Linked DNA regions of Mus musculus: region 1 is linked to region 2. The links are chromatin contacts, found by Hi-C or POLR2A ChIA-PET in ENCODE. All regions are on one chromosome and are shown on one strand. The core of a region is the stretch at or near the end of the contact, and the rest is flanking DNA. Distances in the headings are between cores, read along the strand shown.

Evidence for each region. Hi-C counts contacts between places; a loop is a spot of excess contacts on that map. ChIA-PET counts read pairs that join two places held with the same protein, here RNA polymerase II (POLR2A).
Region 1: a loop to region 2 is called in a map of left cerebral cortex, with 2.1 times the contacts of the local background. The contact joins the promoter of Arfrp1 here to the promoter of Rtel1 in region 2. A Hi-C loop is called at or near these places in 2 of 37 maps with a recorded cell type or tissue (left cerebral cortex and regulatory T cell). POLR2A ChIA-PET finds 5 or more read pairs at or near these places in 4 of 5 experiments (Patski and embryonic stem cell).

The regions. Positions count from the first base shown.
Region 1 is chr2:181,361,704-181,368,444 of GRCm38, reverse strand. It overlaps Arfrp1 (ADP-ribosylation factor related protein 1), which reads left to right and starts at 3,041. Exons shown (of 8, transcript NM_029702.4): 1 at 3,041-3,226; 2 at 3,734-3,840; 3 at 4,047-4,134; 4 at 4,349-4,431. The coding sequence starts at 3,748. Zgpat (zinc finger, CCCH-type with G patch domain) reads right to left here and starts at 3,022. Exons shown (of 6, transcript NM_001048148.1): 1 at 2,193-3,022. The coding sequence starts at 2,773.
Region 2 is chr2:181,318,015-181,325,416 of GRCm38, reverse strand. Rtel1 (regulator of telomere elongation helicase 1) reads right to left here and starts at 5,693. Exons shown (of 34, transcript NM_001001882.3): 1 at 5,561-5,693; 2 at 4,360-4,611; 3 at 2,907-3,105; 4 at 2,523-2,616; 5 at 1,973-2,054; 6 at 1,673-1,733. The coding sequence starts at 4,461.

The DNA.
Region 1 (6,741 bases), core at 1,792-4,291, 46 kb before region 2:
CAGGAAGTGAAGTCAAGAAGATTAAGAGTTCAAAGTCATCCTTGGCTATATAGGAAGGGCTATACATGGCCAGCCTGAGCTGCATGAGACCTTATCCTAAAGAAAAAGTAGAGAAATAAGACTTGCAGAGTACAGATGTAACATGGAAAGAAGAGCCTAAAGTGATTCGAGGATGCCACAAAACAGGGAATATGGGTGGTCTCTGGGGACTGGAGAGAGAGCTCAGTGGTTAATGTTTTCTGTGAGCAATTCCAGCTTTAGGAGATCCAACACCTTCTTCTAGCTTTCTTGGGCACCTACCTGTACACATGCCCCACCCCCACCGCAATCTAAAGATAAATGTAAATACATAGAGCTAGAGAAATGGCTCAGTGGCTGAGAGGATACTGCTCTTGTAGAAGTCCTGAGTTTGTTTTCCAGGATCTATGTTCGGCAGGTCACCACCACCACCTGGAACGCCAGCTCTAGGAGATCCTATACCCTCTTCTGGCACCTGTACACACGTACACACGTACACACGTACACACACACACACACACAAACACACTAACTAAAAATATATCTTAGCCAGAAATGGTAGTGCATGCCTCTGAGTTCCAGGCTAGCCAGATCTATATAGTAAGTTCCAGGAAATCCACCAGGACTACTAGAGAAACTCTGTCTCAAAAAAGCCTAAAATAGTCAGGCCATGGTGCAAACTTTTAATCCCAGCCTTTCGGTAGTGAGTTCAAGGCCAGCCAAGGCCTTTCATAGCTGTATGTAGTCCAGGACAGCCAGGATTACATAGAGACCATGTATCAAACCACCTTACCAAAACAAAATGAGACAAAAGCAACCGATGGATCTTTAGAGAAAAACATTAAAAAAGTAAAAAATAAATAAGTCAAAATAAGGGGCTGGAGGGATGGCTCAGTGGTTAAGAGCACTGACTGCTCTTCCAGAGGTATTGAGTTCAATTCCCAGCAACCACATGGTGGCTCACAACCATCTGCAATGAGAGCTGATGCCCTCCTCTCATGTGTCTGAAGAGAGCAACAGTGTGCTCACATACATAAATAATTTTTTTTTTTTTTTTGGTTTTTCCAGACAGGGTTTTTCTGTGTAGCCCTGGCTGTCCTGGAACTCACTCTGTAGACCAGGCTGTCCTCGAACTCAGAAATCTGCTTGCCTCTGCCTCCCAAGTGCTGGGATCAAAGGTGTGCGCCACCAATGCCCAGCAAAATAAATAAATCTTTAAAATATATTTTTTTAAAAATCAAAATAAAATAATAATAACAACCTTAAAGAAAAATGGACAAAGAAATGGGTTCTGGATTCTGCCCTCAGACTTCCAAGGCTCTAGCCCTGCCTAAAATCCTGCCAAGTGAAACTAATTTTAGTTCACTACTACCATTATAATAGAACAAATCTTTTTATTTTAGTGGCCTAAAATAAATAAATTCAAAGTACTAGAGGGTTATTCTGGATGACTGAGTTAAAAAAAAAAAAAGACATAAATCAGTTTTAGTAATTATTATTTCAGCTACATTCTGAAGTATTTGAGGGTGAGAGAAAAAGATGTAACTTGTGAAAGGTGCTTTCAAGTAGCACGGGGGGTGGGGGGGAAGGTAGGGCAAGTCAGCAAGAGATTATGTGTTTGAAATTTTCTGTAAGACTATGCAAACTACAGGAGCTGGGATGGGGCTAAGGTGTACAGTAGTTGGTTGCCTGGTGTGCTGGAGGCCCTAATTCCATCCTCAGCATAGTCAATAAATTTTTAAAAAGAGAAAAAAAGAAAAAAGGTTCCGAGCTGGAGATGTAGCCCAGTAGAAGTGGTGGCCTCCACCTGTAATCCTAGCATTTGGAAACTGAAGGCGTTCAGGATGTAGTAGAGTTGCTGACGGATCAAGAATTCAAGGACATCGAGAGTTACTACACTGCTATCTCAAAGGGGAAAAAAAAAGTTTTACACCTTGGAGAAGAATATTGATGAAGGATTGCCCTATCTTTTCAACATAAGCTCTTTCAAACTTCTTGATGTATGCAAGAAAAATCTAAGTAAACACACGGAGAACACTTCTGTAAAAGCCTGTCAGTCACCTAAGGTTTGGACTCTATTACCAACTCTGCTGGGTGCCAAACTAGTTGTGGCGACAGGCCACAGCGGTGGTCCCGACTGCGTGCCCTTCATTGCTAGCAGCAGAGGGTTTTACCTGCAGTTCTCCTTGAACCGGCACTTTCCCTCCAGGAAGAACGGACAGGGCTTCAGGGACTTGTGGGTAGGGTATAGGTAGAGGACTCGGACGCACGCAGAACCATCCTCCGCCTCTTCGGCGCCCACTACCATAGCGTTGTGATACTCCAGCGTGCCCCAAGCGCTGTAGTAGGGGGCATTCACTTTAGCACCGCTCAGTTCCTCCAGATCTGGGTCCTCCTCCTCCTCCTCCAGTGCAGAGGAGGTGGATCCCGGCTGCACCTCGCTCCCAGGGGCCGTCTCCGAGTCATTGCAGGGGGCGCCGGGCGCTTCCACTTCCTCCGCAATGGCCTTCTGGAAAGCCAGGTACTCAGCATCCTCTTGAGCTGGGCTCTCCTGGTCCACTGTAGACAGCAGCTTGCTCTTTCTGACCGACAACAGGCTGGCCTCGGTGAGCTCAATCAGCTCCTTTAGATCGCCCTGCAGCTGACGCAGGTCCGCCTGCTCAGAAGCGTCTAGGCCAGCACCGAGCGCCAGCTCTACCTGCTGCAGCTGGGCCCGGTAGGTCTGCAGGGCAGTCTCTAGGTTGTCCTCGTCCATCCCGACCCAGCAGGCAGGATTCGGAACCTTTACCGCAGACAAAAACAGGAGGAAGAGCAGTAAGAACAACTCAGGGCAACGCCGCCCCCAAAACCGCTAGGGAGCCTGAGGAGGGCCGCGGTTCCGCCGAGGGGGACCTGCACGTCACCCGCCCCGTCCTCTGCGGCCCGCAACCCCACCTCCGGCCGGCGCTCGCAGGCTAGAAGGGCTTCCGCCCTCGCCAGCCAAGCTCACGCGCTAGCCTTCTGCCCTCCGCCGGGCACTTCCGCCGGAGAGCCGAAGCTGCCGGAAGTACCTGCGCGCGGGGGCCGCTGGGATGCGATTCCGCCCGTGCTCCGTCCTTCGCTCCTTGTTCCGTCAGGCACTGTGAGGGGTCAGCGTGAGGTCGGTGGGGTTAGGAACGCGGCGGCGGCGGCGGCGGCGGCGGCGGCTCCTCCTCCAAGATCTGAGCAGGTACGGGTGGGCCTCAGCTGGACTGAGGGGCCGGGGTTCTAAAGTCCTGGAACAGGGGGACGGAAGTGGCTTCAGCTGCTGGTTCCCAGGCTCCGTGGGCCCGGCGGCGGCGGGAAGCCGAAGCCGACCCTCCTCAGGAGCTCTGCCTCTCTGGTCGCTTCCTAGACTTAAGTCGCCGGCCGCGTTTCCTGGTTCTGAGTTGAGGGTTCGGAAAGAGGAGCCTTAGGAAGGCGGAGCAGAGCAGGCCGCCACGGGCTTTTCAGGACTCCGAATTGATGGTGCATTATGAAAGATGACATTAAGTGGGAGTGGCCCAGGTCTAGCACGTGGTCAGCGATGGCATCGGGGGAATCAGGGTCAGGGATTTTAACAGAAGAGGCGGGATGGGGGCGAAGAGTCAGGATCCGCGAGGCTACACATTTGAAAACTAGCAGGAGAGGCGGACCGCTGATGAAGCGGGCAGGGCAGGAGGCCGATGCCCCCGGTACACACATTGACATCTCTCAGGGTGCCAGAACAGGATGTACACGCTGCTTTCGGGATTGTACAAGTACATGTTCCAGAAGGATGAATACTGCATCCTGATCCTGGGCCTGGACAATGCTGGGAAGACGGTAGGTCCCTGCTCTCTCACCAGTTCCCATTCCCTGCCTGATCTAACCCCCGCCCCAAGGCTACAGGTTAGTAGTCACCAGCCTCCTGAAGATCAAGCCACAGGCAGAGGCGTGCATGGCTGCATGGGTGTGAAGGGATAGGTGGGAAGGACACCAGAAAACTACTCTAGCTGCTGCTATCTAACCCCCTCTCTTTTTTTCCTCAGACTTTCCTGGAACAGTCAAAAACACGCTTTAACAAGAACTACAAGGGGATGAGTCTATCCAAAATCACCACTACCGTGGGTCTAAACAGTAAGGGGGCACCTTAGGGATATGATCTTAGGAGGTCCCTTAGAGATGGATGCTGTAAGGTCCACAACCCAGCTGACCAGTGGTCAAAACCCTGTCTTTCTATTCTGTGTTCAAGTTCCCTAGGATTGGTACCAGAATGGTTTGTCCCATCCTGGGGAGAGCTGGAACCTTGTGTGTAAAGGTCAGGAGCTAGCTCTTTCTGTACTCTTTCCAGTTGGCACTGTGGACGTGGGAAAGGCTCGTCTCATGTTTTGGGACTTAGGTGGGCAGGAAGAGCTGCAGTCTTTGTGGGACAAGGTAAGACACATTACCTGTTTGATCCTGTTTTTCTCTAGATGGCCCCTCATAGTCTTTTCTGTGAGAGTTCCACATTTACCCCAAAGATTTTCTAATTTTTTTTTTTAAGTTTTTCTGGTTTTTCGAGACAGGGTTTCTCTGTGTAGCCCTGGCTGTCCTGGAACTCACTCTGTAGACCAGGCTGGCCTTGAACTCAGAAATCTGCCTGCCTCTGCCTCCCAAGTGCTGGGATTAAAGGCGTGTGCCACCACTGCCGGGTTTTAAGTTATTTTTATTGGGGGAGGGGTGCGTGTCACAGCATGCGTGTGGGCGACGGGGCTAATTTGTAGACTGTTTTTCTCACCTTAATGTGGGTTCCAAGGATCAAACTCGGATTATCAGGCTTGTGTAGCAACCACTTTTACCTGCTTATCATACACATGGCTCTGTCTAAAGGTTTTTTCTTGGATCCTATCCCAGGTTCCCAAGTTGCTTTCTGTCTCACTCTGGTAAAAACCAGGGCTAGAGTCACCACGAAAGTGACATCAAGGGAATTCCCCCAGGGAGTACCCAATCTTTTCTTCAATCCCAAAGAAAGAAGCATTGTTCATTAGGGTAGTCTATGCAGAGCGCTTACTGAGGAACTCAGTGAGGACTATAGCCTATCCTCTAACAGGTGGATAAAAATGGCAGTTCATAGACAGGGAGGGCCCAAAACCTGTGTTCTCTGAGTCTGTCTGCTTCATTCTAGCTTGTTCTTTTAGATGGCCTTTTACCCTTCCAAGGAGGGTGTTCTCAGAGGCAGACAGCGCCTTCTTCTTTTTTTTTTTTTTTTTTTTTTTTTATTTATTTATTATATGTAAGTACACTGTAGCTGTCTTCAGACACTCCAGAAGAGGGAGTCAGATCTTGTTACAGATGGTTGTGAGCCACCATGTGGTTGCTGGGATTTGAACTCCGGACCTTCGGGAGAGCAGTCGGGTGCTCTTACCCACTGAGCCATCTCACCAGCCCAGCGCCTTCTTCTTTAGGCATTGGTTTTAGACACCTGAAACTTCCCTCTGTATACATTCCTCCACTGGCGTCTCTTCCACCCAGCCTATTAGGCACTAAGTCCAGCACTGAACAGAACAAGCCTTGACTTTCCTTCAGCAGTCCTTTGTTTTGTAGTTGGTACGGTCACTTGGCGCAGTCCAGTGCTTTAATCCAGGTGCTTTAGTTACAGTGATGTCCTATCAAGTGAAACACTTAGCAGTGGCTTCATTGGCCTTGATGAATGGAACCTATACTGATAAGTTCTCTCACTCTGGCCACTGTTCTCTGTCTAGAATGGTACCACTGATGGGCAAGTTGCTCTCCACAGTGGGTGCTCTGGTGAACCTTGAGATAGAAACTAAGTCCCCATGTGTGCTGCTTATATCTGCCTTAGGATTTTGGTATGTACTTTTCTGACCAAGCAGTATATCTTGTAGCAGTATATCTTGTATACCAAGCCTGGCAGATGTGATAAGTGGATCTAGCTACTTGGTTCCTAAGTCACATAAGACATTTCTTACAACCTTTGAAGCTGCTAGTACTGCCTGCTGACTCACTGACTTCACTGGGATGAGACCTCATATCATCCTCTATTATCATAAATCCCTCATAAATACAGTAGGACCTGCCAGTTCTCATGCCTCCAGCAATAGGCTAACCTACTGCCCTGCCCCAGAGCTGGCAGCTTCTGTGCCAGGCCCATTGCAAACCTGTATGGGTCTGGCTGCAAAGCCCTGCAAAAGGAACCTGGAACTGGCCTCCAGGACTCCATGGGAAGTGTAGGTGGGGAAGGGGTTTCACTGACTGGAATGAAGTACTCCTTGTCCACTCAGTGGTAGTACCTCATCCTACCCTGTCTGTAGCATGTTATTTTACCAGTCAGTGTTGACTTCTCACTGAGACCGGATCAGGGAACCAGAATGGTCCTGAGATAAAGTGGCAAGTGTAGGCTATTTGTCCCATACTTATAGGCACAGTGTCTCCATTGTTGTGTGGATCTCCATCTCCTGTGCTTACTTTGTCCTATCTGTCCTGTGTTAACAATACTGTCCCTTGTTGTTGAAAGCCCAGGACTGGCTACATCCACCCTGCAGAAGCCTGAGTTGAGCACTTTCAGTTGTGTTCAGGCAGGGTAGTGTCATAGACAGTGCCGACCTCAGCCCTGAGCCTCTTTTGGCTTCTCAACCTCTAGGCCTGTCTCCTACTCTTTTCTTAACATCATCTTAGCCAGGGCAACAGGTGGGTTCTCAGGAGGAGCCTCCTGGCAGAAGGTAGTTGATCACCCTGCTAGAGTCA
Region 2 (7,402 bases), core at 4,444-6,943:
ACCCCACTAAGAGGACCACAACAACAGGTCACATAGCATAGGAACCCAAGAGTTCTCCATGCTAATGAGGTATCAAGATAGGCCCTGAGTGCTTAGCCAATGAGCTTTCCTTCCTGAGCATCCCTTCCTGCAAAAGGTATTTAATCGCTGGCTCACCCTGAGTAAGTCCTGTGCATCCTCATCTGCCATGAATAAAGCAGTTTGGACAAACAAGGACTGCCTCCTTCATCAATAACCAGTGCAGGGAGGCCTTCATCAAACAGAGCCAAACCTAAATCTTCTTTATAAGGCCTCTCCGTACTCCTGGCACTCACACAGAGCTAAGTCAAATCTCCCCAATGTGACCCCCCTCCACCGGGGGCATTGCAGCTCCACACTGCATGCTACAACCCTACAAACTCATGATTTCCAGAGGTGTCTGTGTGCCCAGGAGTTTGAGAACCACAGATTCTGTCCAGCCTCTGCCATTTCCTACCCAGAGAAACACGGGCGGGATTCCTATCTTAGACTGTATTTAGCTTCCCCTGAGCGGCTTGTCAACAGCTGGCACCCAAGCATCGAGGAAGCAACACAACCTAGTGCCCCTGTGTTTTGCCTCCCTGAGTGCAGCTTACTGGCAGAAATGCAGACCCACACTAGGAAGCTAACAAGGACAGGGAATGACAACTCTAATCATGGTGTTTCCAAACTGGTTACCAGGCCCAGGCTCACAGTATCCATATGAGAGAGACCTGAGGGCTGGTGCAGGTACATATCTACATCTAAGGCGTGGACAATCACACACTGAGACAACTAAGAGTCTTCAGGGACACCAGACCAAAAAATAAAGCAAGCAAAAAGAAACACAGCTGATGTGCTCACCACAGAGCCATGTCATTATCATATCCCCCCAGCAGCTGAGAACAAAGGTGCCGGGTGAGGAAAGATCCTCTCCCTGAGCTTAGGCTGCTGGCCTGACCAGCAGCAGATGCAAAAGCCTCACTTCTAGGGCCCTGGGCAATAAGCAAAGATGTCAGCCCTCGGAGCATCAGAGCCTTACACGTGCTCAGGGCCACATCGCCTGAACCCTCTTACCTTATGGAGGAATCTCAGTCTGAAGACTAGGGTAGAAACAAAAGGAACTCTAATCTAAAAGAGGCTGAAGGCGCAGACATCCAGCCAGTTGTGCGAATGGATGACCCCTGAGGTTACAGAAAGCAGTGAAGGACACAGCACAAGGAGCTTTTCTAGTCATAACTGGGCAAATGAAACAGAGGATGCAACAAACTCAGAGGAAGACAGGTGTGTTCAACTCCCAGCTCCAAGTAATGACACCTGCATTCGAGTTCTTAGGGAAACTTGTCAAAGCCCACCTCTGTCAGGAATAGACCAGGCTGCCAACAGGAAAGCAGGAACTCAACATGAACCCTGTTTGACCAGGTCACCTGCTCAATGTGAGAGCCACTCCTGAGTGCGTCAGAGCGTGGAGTTCTTGGACTGTGTGCGCTCTTCTCCATGTAATACCAAGGAGGAAACGCCTACCATCAAAAGACACCACCCAAATATACAGCCACACTCTGCCACACAGGGTAGAGCAGACAGGTTATGGTGCTACTAAACTCTAGAAGACTGCACAAGCCTCACCCAAACTGTGCAACAGCCAGTAGGAATAGCTTGAAGAAGCTGGTCTTACCTTCCACATTGTTGTAGAAATGACAGGAGCGACTTGCTACCTTCTTGCGGCACAAACTGATCTGTAAGACAGCAATTCAGAGAGTGCTTACCAGGAGTCGAGAAATGGGCCACCCCAGCCCTAAGGCCTCACCAACAACTTCCCTATGTTAATCTTCCTTGTGTTCTCTAAACTCTGGCCCAGCCCACCAGGGAGCACTGTGTCCAGGATTAGCATCCTCCGGGAACAATTCAGCATTCGAAGATCCAGGTACCATCCAACCAGTAGAACCAAAAAGAGGTTAGGTGCCCAAAAGCCCACCTGCATGTGATTACTCTCCTGCTTCTTCACTTCAGGATGAATACACAGCTGCTCCCGGGAGCCCAGCACACATACCTTGGGCCTGACAAAAGAAAGAATGGAAGACGTAAAGGAGGAGCTGCCTCAGAACAAGCAGGTTACAGTGTGCCCTAGCAGCAGGAGCTATCTGGAAACAAATGGAAGCACAAAAAACGTAGGGAACAAAGGAAATAAAAAGTCTAGAATGTGGTAGGTAAGACAAAAAAACCTGGACAGAGCAACCTACTGTCCAAATTCTGCTATATGGGAGCCCTACCGAGATATTAAGACATGAGCAAAGCTGTCTTGAGAAGCCAGAGCTGACCTTAACCACAGGCATGACAGTTCTGCAAGAAGCCCAGGGTTCAAGGTCAGCCATAAGTTCAAAGATCAAAGCTGCTTTCTCACAGTAGTCAAAGCCAACCAGTCTTCACCCCCCACATATAGACATATACACTCAGCTGGTGCTGGTCTAGCTCCAAACCAAGGTCACTATCCAGATACTCTTCAAGTAATGAATATGCCGACATACCGGTAGGCGGTATTCCGAAGCTCACGGATGACCTGAGTTAGCTGGGAGTGCGTTCTAGAAGCATAGATGATCTTTGGGATATCTGTGTAGCACTCTGCACAAGCATAAGGAAAGGCAGCAACTGTGAGGCATATTCTCAGGTGTATTTGTACATGCAGCAGCACTGAGCTAATTCAGTCCTGTAGACATCTACAAACCTGACTCTGACCCCAGGTATATACCCAAAATGGTGAGGAATATAGATGATACAAAATTCTACTTAAATTCTGCTCCAAGAACAGAGGAAGCCTGGATGAACTGGCCCTGTCACAGGCTCTTTCCCTTCGCTCCCATCCGCACAAGAGGCCAGGAGAGATGGGGTGAGGGTGGGGAGAGAGGAGTCACCTATTGAGTCTCCGCTGGCGGCAGCAGCACTCCCCCAGGATGACAAGGTCCGACTGGCAAAGAGTTCCCCTTGAACTCTCTCAGCAATCTTTAGGGAAGAAACTGCATCTCGGAGATGTTGTTGCCAGGCCAAGGTGGAACAGAGGAGGCACAGCGTCTTCCCAGTGCCTGTGGGGCTCTCCAGGATGCCATTCACTTTCTAATTGGTGTCAGGCACAATAAAGGGAAAAGCAGGGGGTGTGGAGAGAAGTCAGATGACTCTGAGATGCACAGCTCACACCCAGAGGACACAAATTAGTTCATGACATTTTCCACTAAAAGCTGTAAGTTAAGATGTCCTCATTAGCAAACTATAGTGGTACACAGAGGCAAACAGATATCTGTGAGTTTGAGGCCAGGCTGGTCTACATAGTAAGTTGTAGAACAGCCAGGGCTAAGTAAAGAAACCATCTCAGAAAAACAAAAACCGCCCTCATTAGCAAAATAATTTCAGAGCATTTCTCCAAATATGACAGAAAATTTCAGCCTAATATAGTCAGATGACTAATCAGGTGCTAAGTCTCAAAATAGGAAACTGCTCTACAATTCTGGATATAGGCATTCACCATATTTGAACAGAATTTGATGTCTTCTGTCCCAGATATCAGATAGAAGCCTGAAGAAGACATTTGAGGAAAAAGTGATTCAAATACAAAAAGGCAACCTCAAGAAACTCAGTAGAAAGCTAAAAACTCCACACCCCTAAGATTTAAAGACTTTTTCCAGGGTTCAAACACAAAAGTCAGCCACAGTAATACATGCCTTTAGCCCTAGCATGCTGAAGGCAGAGACAGACAGATCTCTGTGAGTTGAAGCTAGCCTGGCTTATCCAGAACACCTAGGCTAAAAGTTAGATCCTGTCTCAAAAATAAAATAAATAAATCAAAGTCTCATTTTAAAACTTTCCAAGGGCTGGAGAGATGGCTCAGCGGTTAAGAGCACCGACTGCTCTTATGAAGGTCGTGAATTCAAATCCCAGCAACCACATGGTGGCCCACAACTGTCCATAACAAGATCTGATGCCCTCTTCTGGAGTGTCTGAAGACAGCTACAGTGTACTTACATACAATCAATAAATAAATCTAAAAAGAAAAAAAAAACTTTCCAAAACATTTTCCCCAAACGGTGAAAGCTGGGTATTCCTGCTCCTCTGCATAGAAATGTGCCTCCTAAGCCCATTCCTTATCAAATAGACCCAGCACAAACACCACCTACTCAGAAAGGACAGCAATACATTCTCAAAGTTATCCCTCTCTATAACTATCTCTTTTGTTCACTTGTTATAGTCTCCAACCAAAGAATGCAGACAAACCCAGTCTGGAATGGATGAGGGTAGGGCTACAGTAGGGGTTTGCTGAAGGTATGCCCTCATTGCCCCCTCTCTAAATTACTGTCTTGAGCTTTGTAGCTTTACCTTCTGGAGACATTCTAGCACCTTGGTCATATATTCCTGTTGGCATGGGTAGGGCTGGAAAGGAAAATCCACTGTCACACCATTCAGGACTACCCTGGGCATATCAGCCTATACTGAGGAAGACACGGTGGTAGGCCAAGATGCAGGCTGTCTGGGTCTGTGAGACAAACCCCTCTGATCATCTCAGTGTTTCAGCCACTCCAGGTAAGTGTTGGCAGCATGTGGCATCAGGTTTCCCTCTGTAAGAATTCCCTACAACACAGATAAGAAGAAATCAGCCTTTGTAGCCACAGACCATTACACCAATCATTTTAGGAAGCTGTCCTTGTAGGGTCAGAAAATCTGTTATTTCCCTATCAAAAGGTGCTTAGAGCCTATCATGGTGGCACACGCCTTTAATCTCAGCTCTCAGGAGGCAGAGGCAGGGGTATCTCTTAAGTTCGAAGCCAGCATGTCCAGGGAGTTCCAGGACAGCCAGGGCTATGTAGACCCTGTCTCAAAAAATAAAAAGGAGCTTAGAGATCTAAAGATGATCCCCTGGCTCACCCAATTCCATCCTAGACTGAAAAGCAAAGCAAAGCAAAAACCCAATGTAGTTATCAAAACAAGCACATTTTCAGCACTCTACCTGCAACTCTTCAAAAAGTCTGTGACTAAGAACCTAGGAGCATCCCCTTGTGGCCTGGACCTGAACACAAAAGCGTGGAATGTCTCCAACCTTTGATGCTCTTAAGATTGGGGTCATGCATCATTCGGTCCAGGTGTGCACCCGAATGCAAATAAAGTAGTAAAACAGGCAGGGCGTGGTGCTCCAGCCTTAGTTCCCAGCACTCAGGAGGAAAAAACAGATGGATCTCTGAGTTCGAGACCAGCATGGTCTGCAGAGCGAGTTCCAGGACAGCCAGGAATACACAGTGACATCCTGACACGCAAAACCAAAACCAACCAAACAAAGGTAGCAAAACAGAATCATGATCTGTTCAGCCCTCCGCAAGTCACTAAACTTCTCCAGACCTCCAAGTCTACTGACAGGCGAAAATCTATCCGCCGTCTTGGAACTAGCCCAGGGAGGCGCCTCTAGCTAGACACTGGCAGCAAGAGCCCGGGACCCAGAATGCACCGCGGCACTTCAGAACTAGCGAGTGCGTGATCTATGACCTCTATCCACTCAGATAAAACTGTCAAGCGACTCCCAGCTCACTTGTCTCGGTAGGGCTGCCTTTCAAAGTCCGGTATCAAACAACTGTAAAGACACGGATCCCGCGTGCTCCGCAGTCCGCTGATTGGAACTTCGCGGGCAGATCCGTGTAGCCACGCCTAAATGCTACACTTCCGTTTCCTCCCTTCCGGTCCGCTACTTTGCACCCGGGCGGAAACCGGGTTCCGCGACTTCTGAGTCAGCAGGTTCCCTCGCCTCTGGACGCCAGGGGGCTGGGGGCTGGGGGGTGGGGCTTCGTGCAGTGGACCTGGCCTCATCTCTGTATTCTATCCAAAGCACTTAATATCGTCTAGAGTCTCGCTTGTCTCCCACTCTTTTTGCTTGTTTGTTTCGAAACAGGTTTTCTCTCTGTAGCCTTGATTGCCCTAGAGCTCACTCTGTAGACCAGGTTGACCTGCCTCTTCCAAGTGCTGGGATGAAAGGCGTGCACGCCCGGACACTCATCCCCACTTTTGCATTATAAGCTCCATCTTCTGGAATCTACTAGTTCATTTGGCCAGGCCACTTACATTGTCCGCACAACTAAACAAATCTAAAGCTTTCTTGTGGTTACTGACCTCAAGTCACAAAAGGCATCTTTTCACAGCTGGAGTATATAAAATCCAAATGGCTGCATCTTACCTAGACCCCCACCCCACATTAAGAGTTCTCACTGCCTCCTCTCTCACCCAGGGTCCAGCTTATTTTCCAATCAGTGTCTGCTAGCTGTCAGGTGAGTTCCTCTAAATCTCTAGCACCTAGCACTAGCTGACAGTCAACAAGGAGCTCCAGGGAAGAGAGAGCTGCAAAGTCCTTCAGGGCGGTGCTGACATCAGAGGTGTTTGTTTATTTCAGGCAATCCCAATAGGTATTAGAAAGAAATTGACATTTCAGTGGCTGGCTCTCCACTACTAATAGATACTTGTTTCAGAGCTTCTCTTTAATACCCAGGTAGTTTCCCACAGAAATGCCCATACTTGTGCATGTGAGATCATACTTACAGAACACCCTGACAAACCTATAGATTTCCTTCAGACCCTCATCTCTTATTGGGAATTTGAAGATGAAGGAGGCCACACACACTGGGATGGCACCAATTCCAGGCAAAACTTTCTGGGCTACTAGTGAAGCTGAGACATGAGCTGATTCATCTGCTGCTTGGGTTCACATCAAGACAAGTCTAGTTCACAGCACATAGGTAGTTGCTTTGAGGCAGCATGCCCAGCTTATAATGAAACTATCCTGGAAGGAATGAATATATTCTAAGAGATGCATATGATCTTCCTTTTGACTATCAGGCCATTTAAACAATGGACCCCCCAGAAATTGGAATTCCCCAGGAAAGGAAGGAAAAGAGTGAGGGGTACCAGACAGAGAAGGGACTCTTCTTAGGGAAGAAGATTTTATGCAGTTATGACAACTTGTCAGACCACTGTGGCAAAGAGACTGAAGCTAGAGATGATGGTTAGGACCCAAGGCTGCATAGTAATGTACACATCATCCAAATAAACCTAAGGATCAGAGCTGTAAGGATCATTTGGGAGATAATTGGACTTCACTGTTCCTCTGCCCAGTGTTGCCATATTGAAAAAAAAAAATCCTAGCTGGGCGGTGGTGGCACACGCCTTTGATCCCAGCACTTGGGAGGCAGAGGCAGGAGAATATCTGAGTTGGAGGCCAGCCTGGTCTACAAAGTGAGTTCCAGGACAGCCAGGACTATACAGAGAAACCCTGTCTCGAAAAAAACCAAAACAAAACAAAAAAATCCTTTTCTATTTTCACTATTACATTGTCTACTTTTTTTTTCCTCTGTGAATAAAACACTATCTCAATTATAGGGTAGAT